2 separate regions of the Homo sapiens genome follow, and region 2 is linked to region 1. A link is a contact called in ENCODE Hi-C or POLR2A ChIA-PET data. All regions are on one chromosome and are shown on one strand. Each heading gives the region's core, a stretch centred on a gene start or an enhancer-like site at or near the end of the contact. The rest is flanking DNA. Distances are from core to core; before and after follow the strand shown.

Region 1 (6,430 bases), core at 1,278-3,777:
TCCGTCTCAACAAAAAAAAAAAAAAAAGAAAGAAAACTTCATTCAGCTAGAGTCTATTGGACTTGGATTCTGAGCAGTTCTGCCCCTCACTGACTGTGTGATCCTGGGAAGTCTTGATGTCACCTGATGTCTCCCCATCACTGTCCCCATTGTGTCTTTGTTTCTTCCAATTGGTTTATGGTGGTTCTTTTTAACTTTCCCAGGAGAGGACTCCCTTTACCTGGAGAACAATAATGACAAAGTCTTGTAGGAGGTTTTATAGGGGACAAAGAGCCTGTCTGGCTTAAATGAAGAGAATGAAGTAGGAAACAGTCAAGAGAAACCTTTTTGTTTGATTGAGAAGTTTTGACCCTCCCAGAAAGTATATAGTGTTAACTGACCAACAATGAGCATCATTCCTGAATGAGGGTTGTCCTTGGCCCACTGATTCCACCTATAGTGTAGTTCCAGTGGTTGTGTAGGAATTCATGCAACAATCTATGGCAAACTGAATTACTTCTCAGATAATTTTCTTTAGGACTTAGTATGTTGGCTTCATGCCAAGGGGAATGGCAGTATTGGGAAAACTGCAGATGTTCTGGAAGCAGAGCACTTGAGTTCAAATCTTGACTACTCCTCTTACAGGCAAATTACTAAATTTCTTTTAGCCTCTGTTTCCTTCTCTGCATGACAGCAATGATAGTACTTACTTCACAAGATTACTGTGAGCACCAAGTGGAATCATTTCTGCTGGAGAGAAGGAAACACTTCAGTTTTTAGAAGTCTAACTTATTTGGGTGGATGGGTAAAGGAAATGGCAATTTCATTTCCTCTGGGCCCTTTGGCCGATCAATGGACTGAACTTTATCCTTGGGGAACAGCTGTGGCTTTTTCATAAATTCAAACATCAGTCTAATTTTCCCAAGGTTCCTCCAGGTTTACTCTAAAGGGAGCCCCTTCTTTGAATTGTTGTTGGTCTGAAGAGGGACCAGCAGCTGCTTGCCTGCAAAAATGTATTGCAGCCTCTGTGGGCATTCCCTGGACACTGCACACACTGCTATCCCCAAGCAGTCACAAACTAGGATGCTTTGATAATGAGAGTTTGAATATTTTATGTATCTTGTTTTCCAATTATACTTAAGAATTCAATAAGCTGAGTAGTGGGAAGCTGAATTACTAGACTGGCAAAGGAATGAACAGAAAAACCTAAAAAATTTAAAAAGAGGATTAAGAAAACTGTCCTTGCTCAGTTTGGGAGCCTGGCTTACTTTTCTTAGTACTCTGCTGTTCCTGATACTGTTCAAGCTGGGGCACTGAAGATCTGGAACCATGTAGCTTGGATTTTCTTCAGACCAAAATACCTCGATGCTCATTTTTTTTTCTTTTTTTTTTTTTTTTTTGAGACAGAGTCTCACTCTGATGCCCAGGCTGGAGTGCAGTGGTGCGATCTTGGCTCACTGTAGCTTCTGCCTCCCGGGTTCAAGTGATTCTCGTGCCTCACCCTCCCAAGTAGCTGGGATTACAGGCACCTGTCACCACATCCGGCTCATTTTTGTATTTTTAGTAGACAGACGGAGTTTTGCCATGTTGGCCAGGCTAGTTTTGAGCTCCTGACCTCAGGTGATCTGCCCGCTTTGGCCTACCAAAGTGCTGGGATTACAGGCGTTGAGCCACCATGCCCGGCCTTGATGCTCATTTTGAACTATCAACTTACCTTCGATGCCTTTGTAGACTCATCCAACTACTTCCCAATAAATGGTCCAGGATTAATGGGTATTCATGTTCAGTGTAGGGCATCTAATTCCAGAAATGTAAGCCAAATTAGCAAACTCTCCTAAAAAGGACATCCTATCTTCTGCTGAGCTGTCTTCCCAAGCTAGCCAACGTGTCTGAATTTGGGCATGAAAGAAGAGGAGCAGATGGGCTGGGGTCTGACATGCAGGGCAAACTGGAGGGTTTTCTTGGCATATTTGTTCTTCAAATCTAGACTTTAGAATATGTGAGAAACAGTGACATTCTCACATTGGTCCCAAGCCATGGAGGAAATCCTGCCCCATTGAGAAGTGGAGACATTTCAGCCCTTGCATATCTCATCAGCAAACCACAGGGTTGGTGAAGGGACTGATGGAGTCCTTTTAAAGGTCTTGTGCCATTTTCTTGCCTTTTTATCTTTTTGTTCAAAGATAACTCTTGTTTTGTTTTCTATCTTGAGGCAAAATTGAAAACTTGGCCTACACATTGGTTTGGGCTAGAACTGGCCTCTAGGTGGCGATTCAGTACAGAGAATGGTGGTGGCTGGCGTCACCTCGAGCCACCATTTCTCAGAGATACCATTATATAAGGGGATTCATGAGAAATCGGGCATCACAATAGAGGGACAGCTTGGCCTTTGTCACTTTTCAAGCTGGGATCCTGAAGAGGTTGGGGTGCATGGGGAGCAGCGAAAGCACCTAGTCTCAAGCAACATAACACGAGTTTAAGGCCCCCACTAGGACGGAGTCCAGAGTAGTCTGGCAACGGTTGCAAGGTTTGGACTTGGCCTGCTAGGAGAGTGAGCCCTGAGCTTCAGGCTTGGTTCCCTCACTCCTGTGAGGCCTCACTCAGGCTCACAGCCCCTGATGGAGCACTCAGCTTGGCGGCTGCCTGCCCGAGGTCTCCAGAAAAGGCAGCCAGCTCCTAGTTGAAGTCCTCCCACTTTACTTCCCCTTCCTTCCCCCTGCCACTCCCTCTCTTCTCCTTCACCCCTCCTTCCCTTCTGCCTCCCGTTCCCTCTGCTTCCTCCTTCTTCCCCCTCTTCCCCACCTCCTCACACACCCCATTCTCACCTTCTGCTATTTACAAAGCCCTTTCCCCTGTATGATCTCATTTGCTGCTCACAGACTCCTAGGGAAGAGGGACAGGTTGAGCCCTCCCTCACTCCCTGGCACACTTTGAGGACACAGTGCGGAAGTGCTTATAAAGATCCCGTTATCTGACTGTCACCACCAGCAAATAGTGAGTACCTTAGGGCAACTATTGAATTCAAATTAGTGCATGTTGCTTGGCATGGAGGAGGTCTCAAAATTATTTACTGAATGAATAAATATTTATAGTTGCAAAGAACTGAATCAAGGGACAGTAGGTGGTAGAGTCCATTCTAGAAGTTAGGCTTCATACTTGTAGGACCTACGACATTGCTGCACTAGGTACTAAATATGTCACCATTTTCTAGTAAAAAATACAGTATGTAAGTGCATAAAGGGACCCATGCAGAACTGTTTGCATATCTGGCTCTCAACCACATGAAACTACTCTGGCACCAGTCTGCTGTCTGTCAGGGGACACTAGGAGCTGTGGGTGGATCTAGGGGAGCAGCTGGCCTTTCTGAGGCCTTCCTTAAAGTATGGGATAGACACTGGGCCCCTCAGCTATCAAAACCCTTCTGTCTTTAGCTGATCTAACATATTGAGATAAAAAGCACCACCCAGTTATTACTCATCCCACTCCATTCCAATCCATGAATCAGCACTTTTTGTTTTTTGCTTAAATGTACATATTTCAGGCAGTTTAGGACTCTGCGATGAGACTATATAGGTTCAAATCCTAGCTCTACCACTTCCTAGCTGTTGAGGCTTGGGTAGGTCATTTAACCTCTTTGTGCCTCTATTTCTCATCTTTTAAATGATAAGAGTATTTAACTCATAACATTACTGTGGGGATTTAGAGAGTTAATATATAGAAAACAATGAGAACAATGCCTGGCAATAAGTCAGAGCTAGGAAGTGTTCACCCAATCTCTCGTTACGGTTTCCTGGGTTTGAGAATTGGTTTGTGTTCAACTGATGGAGGCACTTCATGATTTTGTAGAATTCCCTGGAATGCTCTCATTTTAGCTGTGAGGTTTCAACATTTTCCCACTCAGTTACAGCTTTCTTGAGGCCTAAAGAAGACAGGAAGCAACTTGAAGTGTATTTTTCTGCTAATGAGGGCTGTGGCATTTGTTTCATATACAGCATCCCCAGGTGGCTCCAGACAGAATTCAAGGGCTTTTTTCTCTACGGCAGTGCTTACCACTTAACACACAGTAGGTATTAAATAAATGCTTGTGCCAGAAAGAGAGGAAGGAAGATGCAGTACAGAGGAAAACATTAATTAGTACATAGTAGTTTACACGGACAAGGTCCCAATGGGGTATACACTTGTTCCCTAAGATCTACTGACTAAGCATGAACATCACCAAGGAAATGCGATCAACTCAGAGGAGAAGGAGGGGGAGGAGAAGAGAGAAGAAACTGGAGCAGCCTGTTACCTGACCGAAGATATCAGGCTTTCCATTGCAAATGGTTCCATCAGCTCAGGCCAAGTGGAAAACCTTGCCGCTGCTCTGGGACATCCAAGGCATCTCCAATTGCTGTCTGCCCCAGAGTTTCATCCTTCCAGGGGTAGTTTGTCACTTGTTTTGTAGCCTCTATGGTACTCTTTCTTATGGCTAAAGACCAGCTAGCTCACCAGACATTTCTGTGGGTTTTGGCAGGAAATAGAGATGGGAGGCAGACAATGCTCTAGGGCGGTTCTTAGGAGAAACTTTTCTGACCTTGGCAGTCTTACTCCAATTTTCATGCCAAATTAGACTAATAATAGATCCTCACCCACAACCCAAATCCTCTAGCCTGAAAGGCTTAGAGTAGACAGAATGCAACTAGAAACTACTCTATGTTCTATAAGGGAGTTGAAACAGAGCTTTTCTAGTGAACACATTAGCTAATCAACTAGGTCACTGATGGTAAGGACTGTCTCAACTGCATGCCAACTCTGATTGATGGATAAAGCCTGCCTGGGGAATTGTATTGAGTTGGATTCTGAGTCTCCATCATCACATCTAGGCCCCAGAGGCAAGTGCTGTAATTCACCAACAATGTCTGTCACAGGTGCAGGAATAGGGAGTAGCCCCAGGAGGCATAGATACATACCTGCTCCAGGAGGCTATTTGGAGTTAGGAAAACAAAGATGGTTGAATGGTCAACTATGCTCATTTAATTAAATCATGATAGACCTTGAGCAATTCAACTCTTGAGGAAAATGTGGTATCAGCTCAGGAAAGAAGAAAAAGAAGGAGTAAGAGTGGTGATAGTGGAGTGTTCCCGTTCCATAGCTCTGTAGAGCCTTCTCAGTATTTAAAAACAGTCAGATTGGACTGGGCACAATGGCTCACGCCTGTAATCCCAGCACTTTGGGAGGCCAAGGCAGGCGGATCACCTGAGGTCAGGAGTTCGAGACCATCCTGGCCAACATGGCAAAACCCCATCTCTACTAAAAATACAAAAATTAGCTTGGCATGGTGGCAGGCACCTGTAATCCCAACAACTCGGGAAGCTGAGGCAGGAGAATTGCTTGAACTTGGGAGGGGGAGGTTACAGTAAGCTGAGATGCAGCCTGGGTGACAGAGCGAGACTCCATCTCAAAATAAATAAATAAATAAATAAATAAATAAATAAATAAATAAATAAATAAAATAAATAAAATAAAATCAGATTGAGAGGTAGCAGGTATGACAACATTAGATAGTTATTTTGAGTTGCAGTTCAAGACCTGGGAAGCTCTTGAAATAGATAGTTAAGCCGCTGGCAACCAGAAGGAAGGGCAGAGAGAGTGTTTCCCAAACTGAGTACCGTGAATCACTTAGTATCCATGAGATGTTTGTAAATATTTTGCCATGAAACATAGGCAGTGGTGGGGAGGGGACTTCCATGGTTATTCAAGTTTGGGAAACCTGTCAAAAAAATTCAGCAAAGTAAATTGTAGCCCAAGGAGGCTCTTGGCCTGAGGGAGTTATGGAAGAGAAATGTAATAAGCTAAGAAAGCAAAAGTGTAGGTGGGGTCAGGCTCTGAAAGGCCTTGAATGACAGGATGAGGGCTTTCGTTTTGATTGGGAGGCATGGAGGATTTGTGGGCAGGAGAAGTGATACATTCAGGGCTGGGGGTTAGGAAAATAACTGTACCATGAAGATTGAATAGAGAAGAGACTGGAGGTCAGAAGACTAGTTAGAAAGGTGTTATATGGTCCAAACAAGACACGCTAGCAGCCTAAACTTGGGCAGTTGCAATGGGAATGGAAAGGAAAGCCCAAAGTCAAGAGACATTTTCACCAGTAATAATGTCAGGTCTAGTCTGACTTCCAACAGCACTCAAGTACATGAAGGGCTACACTACAGGGAACTGACCAGCCCTTCTCTACACCCTTAAGTACAAAGCCAGCAGAGTGGGAGGTAAATTGCTGAGATGAAGCATTTGATTAGATAGAAAGTATATCTTCCTAATGCTAGGGATAATTAAACCCTGGAAGAGCCACCAGAGCACTAGCATAGCTTTCTCACAGGAAAGCAGCCATCTGCCCTGGTCCTCTAAGGCACATGACCACTCAAAGCTCCTTTCTGCTCCATGAGTCTATAATTAATGTATCTTAGGAATCTGA
Region 2 (6,430 bases), core at 1,451-3,950, 400 kb after region 1:
GGTTAGTTACATATGTATACATGTGCCATGCCGGTGCGCTGCACCCACTAACTCGTCATCTAGCATTAGGTATTTGCATATATTCAGTTATGTTTAATTTGGATTCATACCAAATATTTTATTTTGTAACTTGCTTTTTTTCATTTAAAATATATCATGAGCATTGGACTGCATTGTCATATATTGAAGCATTACTTTTTTTTTTTTTTTTGAGATAGGATCTCATTCTGTTCCCCATGCTGGAGTGCAGTGGTGCGATCATGGCTCACTGTAGCTTCGACCTCCCTGGCTTAGGTGATCCTCCCTCTTCAACCTCCCAGGTAGCTAAGACTATAGGTGTGCACCACAACGCCCAGCTAATTTTTTGTATTTTTAAAATACAGACAGCATTTTACCCATCTCTACAAAAAATAGAGATGGTCTCGGACTCCTGGGCTTAAGCGATCCACCCATCTCAGCTTCTCAAAAGTGCTGGAATTACAGGTGTGAGCCACCATACCTGGCCAAAACATTACTTTTAATGATGTTGCTTAGTGAAAGGGTTTGTGTGTCTTTGAAGTCTACAGTAAAAGTATTTTTCTAATATGAATTTATTGGAAACACTATCAGTATAACAATCACATTATTTAAAATGTCATTTTTGCACGTTTAAGACAAGCGTTTATTTAGCACTATGCTAGATATTTTGGAGGATACAGAGACACACAAAACATAATTTCTGACTTCACACATGCTTAAGATCCAGTGAGGGAAGCAGACACGTACCCACTGTTCTGTGGCAAGAACCAATGGGGAGGAGAGATGAAAAGATGACCTTCTTAGTGTGGACTCCAGAGTTCTGCCCACGTCTTGTTTTCAGAGCAGGTGGACAAGCGGTCAATGTGCAGGTCTTTTGCTTTAACCTTATTTATGTGTACACAGCACTGTAGATTTATGTGTACACAGCACTGTAGAGCACTAGTTAGAGTAGACACAAAACTGAAACCACTAGATAAAACAATTGGGTGTGGAGGTTAGAAGGGTAGAGCTGGGTGTTGACAGACTGGTGTAGTTGCCTCAGAAGTGAGAATATAGATATAGATGCAATAGCATTTTCCTCTGGGGCACCACCTCTTTTTCTTTACATCTCAGATCCCTGGCCATGTGTCTGACAGTTTTTTAGAGAAATGATTGTTATTTGTAAATACATCATACACAGAAACACTTGCTTTTTTAAGCAAATAAAAATCATAAAAACAAAAAAAAGTCCACAGCATGATGGGTTTTAGTTATACATAATTTGAATATAAGGGAGCAATTTTGATGCTGCATTAATGTGGAATTCTACATGTGATAAACAGTGTTAGACTTTTAGAATATATATTTTTAGTTTGGTAGAGCTCATGGATTTTCCAGATGTATAGGCTGCTTAAGCCAAAGAGTTCTTTCTCTAGCTATGATTATAATTCTTCTGATTATAAATGCATTAAAAAATAATAAAGGAAGGATGAAGTGGAGGAATGTAAGAAATAAGAAGGAAGGGGAGAGAGAAAAGAAAACCTTTCTGGGCATGTGTAAGGAAACCAGCAGGCTTGACCTTCAAATGCCAGTGATATGTAGGACCCAGGGCAACAGATGAAATCTGACCAATACATTTGTGATGGCCCCTTCCAGGAACCTATGGAAAGTGGACACTCCCATTTTAATGTTTACTATTGCCATAATTCGTAATATAGACGAAGAATGTGACCTTTGTTAGCAGGAGCCTTTCTTGTGACTGCTGAGGTGGTGGCTCTATTATGTAGAATATAATAACATTGCTTCATTGCTTTAGTCTGTTTCTTCAAACTGTAACTTGAAAAACTGACTAGTTTTAAAAATGGAAATGGCTCAAGAGACTCCAGAGTATTTAATGCTTTTCACACTTGGGACTGGAGAGGAATTTAATTATATAAATTATTTTAAAAATCCATTAAGTTCCTGCTTGCCTGTAACGAGCGTGGCATACTTAGAGAAATGTGTAGATATAAACCTTCTGAGTTTAAAACCTTGGATATATTCTTTTAAGTAGGAGACAGACTAGAAATAATGAGAAAGCATTTGAACACAGATGTGGAATATAGAGGTGACCAGAAAGAATATGTTGATAGTTGTTAGCTTATGGGAATTGCAAAGGGTTTTAGTGTCAGACCTGAGTTAGTGGATGTTCTTTTAAATTATTGTTACAAGGTTCTGCGTAACCTACTGGTCTATGGAACTCTTATCTCAGATTGTGTGGACTCTTCCTCACTTTCTAAGAGCCAGCAACACTGGATTTCTCTCAGTTCCTCTAACCACTGTGTTCTTCCCCAGCTCAAGTAAGTGCTGTCGCATGTCTTGTTTCCTCTACCAACATTTCCCCCACTGCCCTTTTTGCCTTGCTGGCTCCTATTTATCTTTCAGATTTCAGCTACAATGGCACTTAGTGAAGTCTTCCCATAACTCCCAGATTTAGGATCTAAGTTGTAAATTCCCACAATACTCTGTACAGTAGTCCCCCCCTCCTTATTCTTGGGGGATATGTCCCAAGACCCCCCAGTGGATGCCGGAAACCATGGATTGTACCAGATCCTACATATACTATGTTTTTTGATCTAATAACCCAGACAGCTACTAAGATAGCTACTGAGTAACTAATGTGTGGGTAGCATGTATGGCATGGATATAGAGATGATACAGCAGGACAAAGGGATGACTCACATCCCAGGCGGGATGGAACAGGACGGTATGGGAGTTGAGTTCATTGCAGCACTCAGAATGGCATGCAATCTAAAACTCATTAATTGTTTATGTCTGGAACTTTCCATTTAATACTTTCAGACCAAGGCTGACTGTGGGTAACTGAAACCGTGGAAGACAAAACGTTAGATAAAGAGGAACTCCTGTACTTCTCTTTTATAATGTTTCCACGTTTGAAATTTCTTCTTCAATGTTTATCTTCCCTGCAAGACTTTAAGTTCCCTTTGGGCTCACTCTCATTCACTGCGTTTAGCCCTAAGTACCTACTCCTCAGAACTCAGAAATGACTAGACTGTGTCATGGAAAAGTAGGCTGTTATGAAACAGGAAACCTGTACTCTATAAGCTTATGCAAAAGAAGAAATTCATCAAAAGGGACCATGTCTCTTACACACACAGGTACATACGCGTGTGCACACACACAAACACACAGAGAAAGAGAGAGGGAGAGAGAGAAAGAAACAGGGATATTCTAGGACAGCGCTTACAATGTTTACAGTGTAGGCTCTGAAGACAGATTGACTGTGTTCACATCCCAGGTCTGTCACTTACTAGCAGTGTAACCTTGGCCAAGTTACTTGACTTCTCAATACTTTAGCTTCTTACCTATAAAATGGGAATAATAATAACACCTACTTCAAAGGTTATCATGAGGAGTGAGTTAAAACATATAGCATATACTATAATAAATATAATTAATATGTATATAATAATGATAATAATTCTAAAATAACAGCCCTAGTCATCAGTGTTTCCATTTCTTGTTCTTGTCTCATTCCTATGCCTCTTCCACAGAAAGAAGTGTTTTTGGCTTTTCCTGCTGTAGACTTGTTATACCCAATGGTGCCAGAAGATAATCGATTCAAATGGTTAGCTTAGCCTTATTTTATATTTCAGTCCAGATACCATTTTGTGAATATGTTTTAAAATGTTAATAAATAAAGAACAAAATTTGATGAATTGACATATAAACTATAATTAAAACCTACTTTAAAGACTCATAGAGCTTGCTGCTTTAATGAAGAATTGAAGAAATTGATGAAGAATTTATTTTAGTGTTTTGACTGAGCCAAAATAAAATCAGTTTCATTGTTGAAGAAACACAGTTTAACATAAACTTGTAGATAGACTATTAAAGAGTGCTGTATCAGTTAAGTGAGCACTGTCTTCTAAAATTTCATGTATTCAAGGATGGAGAGGGTCAAATGAATAGTTAAAAATACAAATTAAGGCCAGGCATGGTGGCTCATGCCTGTAATCCCAGCCAGCACTTTGGGAGTCTGAGGCAGGCGGATCACTTGAGCTCAGGAGTTTGACACCAGTCTGGGCAACATGACAAAACACTGTCTCTACCAAAAATACAAAAATTAACCTGGCCTGGTGGCGTGTGCCTGTGGTCCCAGCTACTTGGGAGGCTGAGGTGGGAGGATTGCTGGAGCCCCCGAGGCGGAGGTTGCAGTGAGCCGAGATCGCACCTCTGCATTCCAGCCTGGTTGACAGAGTGAGACCCCATCTAAAAAAAAAAAAAAAAAAATTTAAACTGATTAACTTATTCTATTTTCTAGGTACACACTAAATCTATAAAAACTAAACTAAATCAATAAAAATAAACCATGGCCTTGGCCTTTAGATAGCTGACAATTTAGGTTTAACAATGTATATGGTATTTTTGAACAGCTTTTGTGTCATAGAATGAATATGTTTTACTATGAAATGTATAGATACTGATTATCTAGAAAAGCATTGTAAATACTTTTATTTTTACAAAGAAGTAGACAGTTTGATTTATTATTTTTTAGGGATCCCCTTCCTTGAGCCAGGGAGCCAGTCTGGCATTAGGCTAATCTTACCACTTTCATGGAGGCTTCCCTTACTGCTATAGATCTCATGAGGTAGAAGAAGTAATAAGAGGGACTGCTATTCTGAGTCCTGGTCTAATGGAAAAGGACTAGTTTGTAATATTGGTTGTGTGTTGATGTGGTTGTATTGAACAGTTTATTGGGAAAGTCACCAAGTTGTCTTACAGACATCATTGTAAAGAAGAGAACTGAAACATGGTTATGCCCATCCTTTGCCTTTAAGGAAAACAGATATTTGCAAGATTATAGCATCTATGGCTGTGATTTCAAGGCTAGAGAGTTCTAAAAGAAAAATTATTAGAAGAAATTCTTATAGGTGTACAAAATGCCCTGAACAGCTCAGGTTTCTTAAAGGATGTGCATGATTAATAGATGAAAGGAGCACATAATCATCACACAGTTATACAGTGCTAAGACTTTAAGAAATAAACATTTAAGAATTTTCTCTTCAAAGGCCAAAATTTAAAAGGAACTAAGATGCCTCAGAGTGCACAAAGAGCTTTTAAGGTTGTGTTTGGAGCAAGAGCAACAAGAGGGAAGAGATAGCTCACTGTCTGAAGAAGATATTCTTAATGTCTGTTTACAGGTAAAAATCAGACCTATACAATTCTTACTTTGCTTCTATAATCTTGCAATAGCAGAAATCCTTTTCCTATAGTAAAAGGTAAAACAAACAACCTGAAACAGAGGAAATTAAACAAACAAACAAAAAATATGAGAAGATGGAGTATCATTCACTTTAAATGAATTTAAATTTTCAATACTGAAATGTATTGCCTCCCAGGAGTTGACGGACTCAGGTATAATCGTAGGGTTATTGTCACTTTTTTTTTTTTAACAAAATATAGTTTTTTGTTTGTTTGTTTTGTTTTGTTTTTTTTTTACAAAATCACTGAGAATATGGGGTAAATACTTGGAGACAAGAGAGAGACAAATGTCCTAGTTTCCAAAAAGGAATAAAGTATATTGCAAAAACCCAAGACCAATTCCCTACTTTAAACTGTGGTAAAATTTGAAGAGATTGTAAAAAAATGAAATATTGTGTTTAGAAGAGAATGGGATGATCACCATGAATCAATATGAATTTATAAGAATAAGACATGCCAAAATGACCTCATTTTTTTTTTGCTTTATTTTTAGTTGTATAATTGCTATTGGATTAGAGAATAGTAAAGACATGTTGTATCTTGACTTTCGCCAAGTGGTTGACAGTGTTTCCTTAACTATCCTTGTGGAAACATGATGAAATTAGATTGTAATTAGATTGATTTACAGCTGCTTGCCTGGCCATTGCCATGCCCGCATGCCCAGCGTTTAGTTAAATAATAGTTACTTTATATACTGGTTCCTCACAGAGAACTGGTGGTGAACATTAATTTGCATATATTCAGAAAGTATGGATTTGTAGTTAACGAGTTTTTTTAAGGATTTGTATGTTGAAACTTGAGTTCCTGGATTTATTCATGATTGAGGTTTCTGTTAGGGACTTTTTTGCAACCAAGCTGTATTTGTAAGATATATAAATCTGTTTTTAATTTACATATGTAACCTTGACTTATAAATTACTTAGAAGCCAAGGCGTAATATTAGCATTTAGAGCAAAGTCTGGCTATGTTAAGAATGCTAACGTTATGAAGAATCTTTTCTTTGTTCAGTAACAACTATAGTAAGCTCACTTGGATGTTTTTCATACCCTTGAAATGTCATTCCTGTGAACTATCCCTAAACAAAAGGCAGATGTTCATATACAAATTGATAATACAGATATATTCAGCAGTGTCTTTCTGAGTTAATGTGTCTGTTGGCCTTCTGGTA

Evidence for each region. A loop is a pair of places that touch in the nucleus more often than their neighbours do. ChIA-PET counts read pairs that join two places held with the same protein, here RNA polymerase II (POLR2A). Pooled maps may share reads with other maps.
Region 2: a pooled map shows a loop between it and region 1 (2.1-fold over the local background). The contact joins two enhancer-like sites. A Hi-C loop is called at or near these places in 1 of 168 maps with a recorded cell type or tissue (mammary epithelial cell) and 2 of 50 pooled maps. POLR2A ChIA-PET finds 5 or more read pairs at or near these places in 2 of 52 experiments (AG04450 and HEK293).

The regions. Positions count from the first base shown.
Region 1 is chr1:113,138,449-113,144,878 of GRCh38, forward strand. No RefSeq gene overlaps it. Among named protein-coding and RNA genes, the nearest start is that of LRIG2, 68 kb to the left of the region's middle. RefSeq lists a cis regulatory region at 2,078-2,978 and an enhancer at 2,358-2,527. Within about 2 kb of position 2,528, at least 9 of the 41 ENCODE cell types and tissues checked have a DNase peak (open chromatin) inside an H3K27ac peak, as active enhancers do.
Region 2 is chr1:113,539,596-113,546,025 of GRCh38, forward strand. The region is part of intron 1 of MAGI3 (membrane associated guanylate kinase, WW and PDZ domain containing 3); the gene reads left to right. Among named protein-coding and RNA genes, the nearest start is that of MAGI3, 150 kb to the left of the region's middle. RefSeq lists a silencer at 832-1,126. Within about 2 kb of position 2,701, at least 2 of the 41 ENCODE cell types and tissues checked have a DNase peak (open chromatin) inside an H3K27ac peak, as active enhancers do.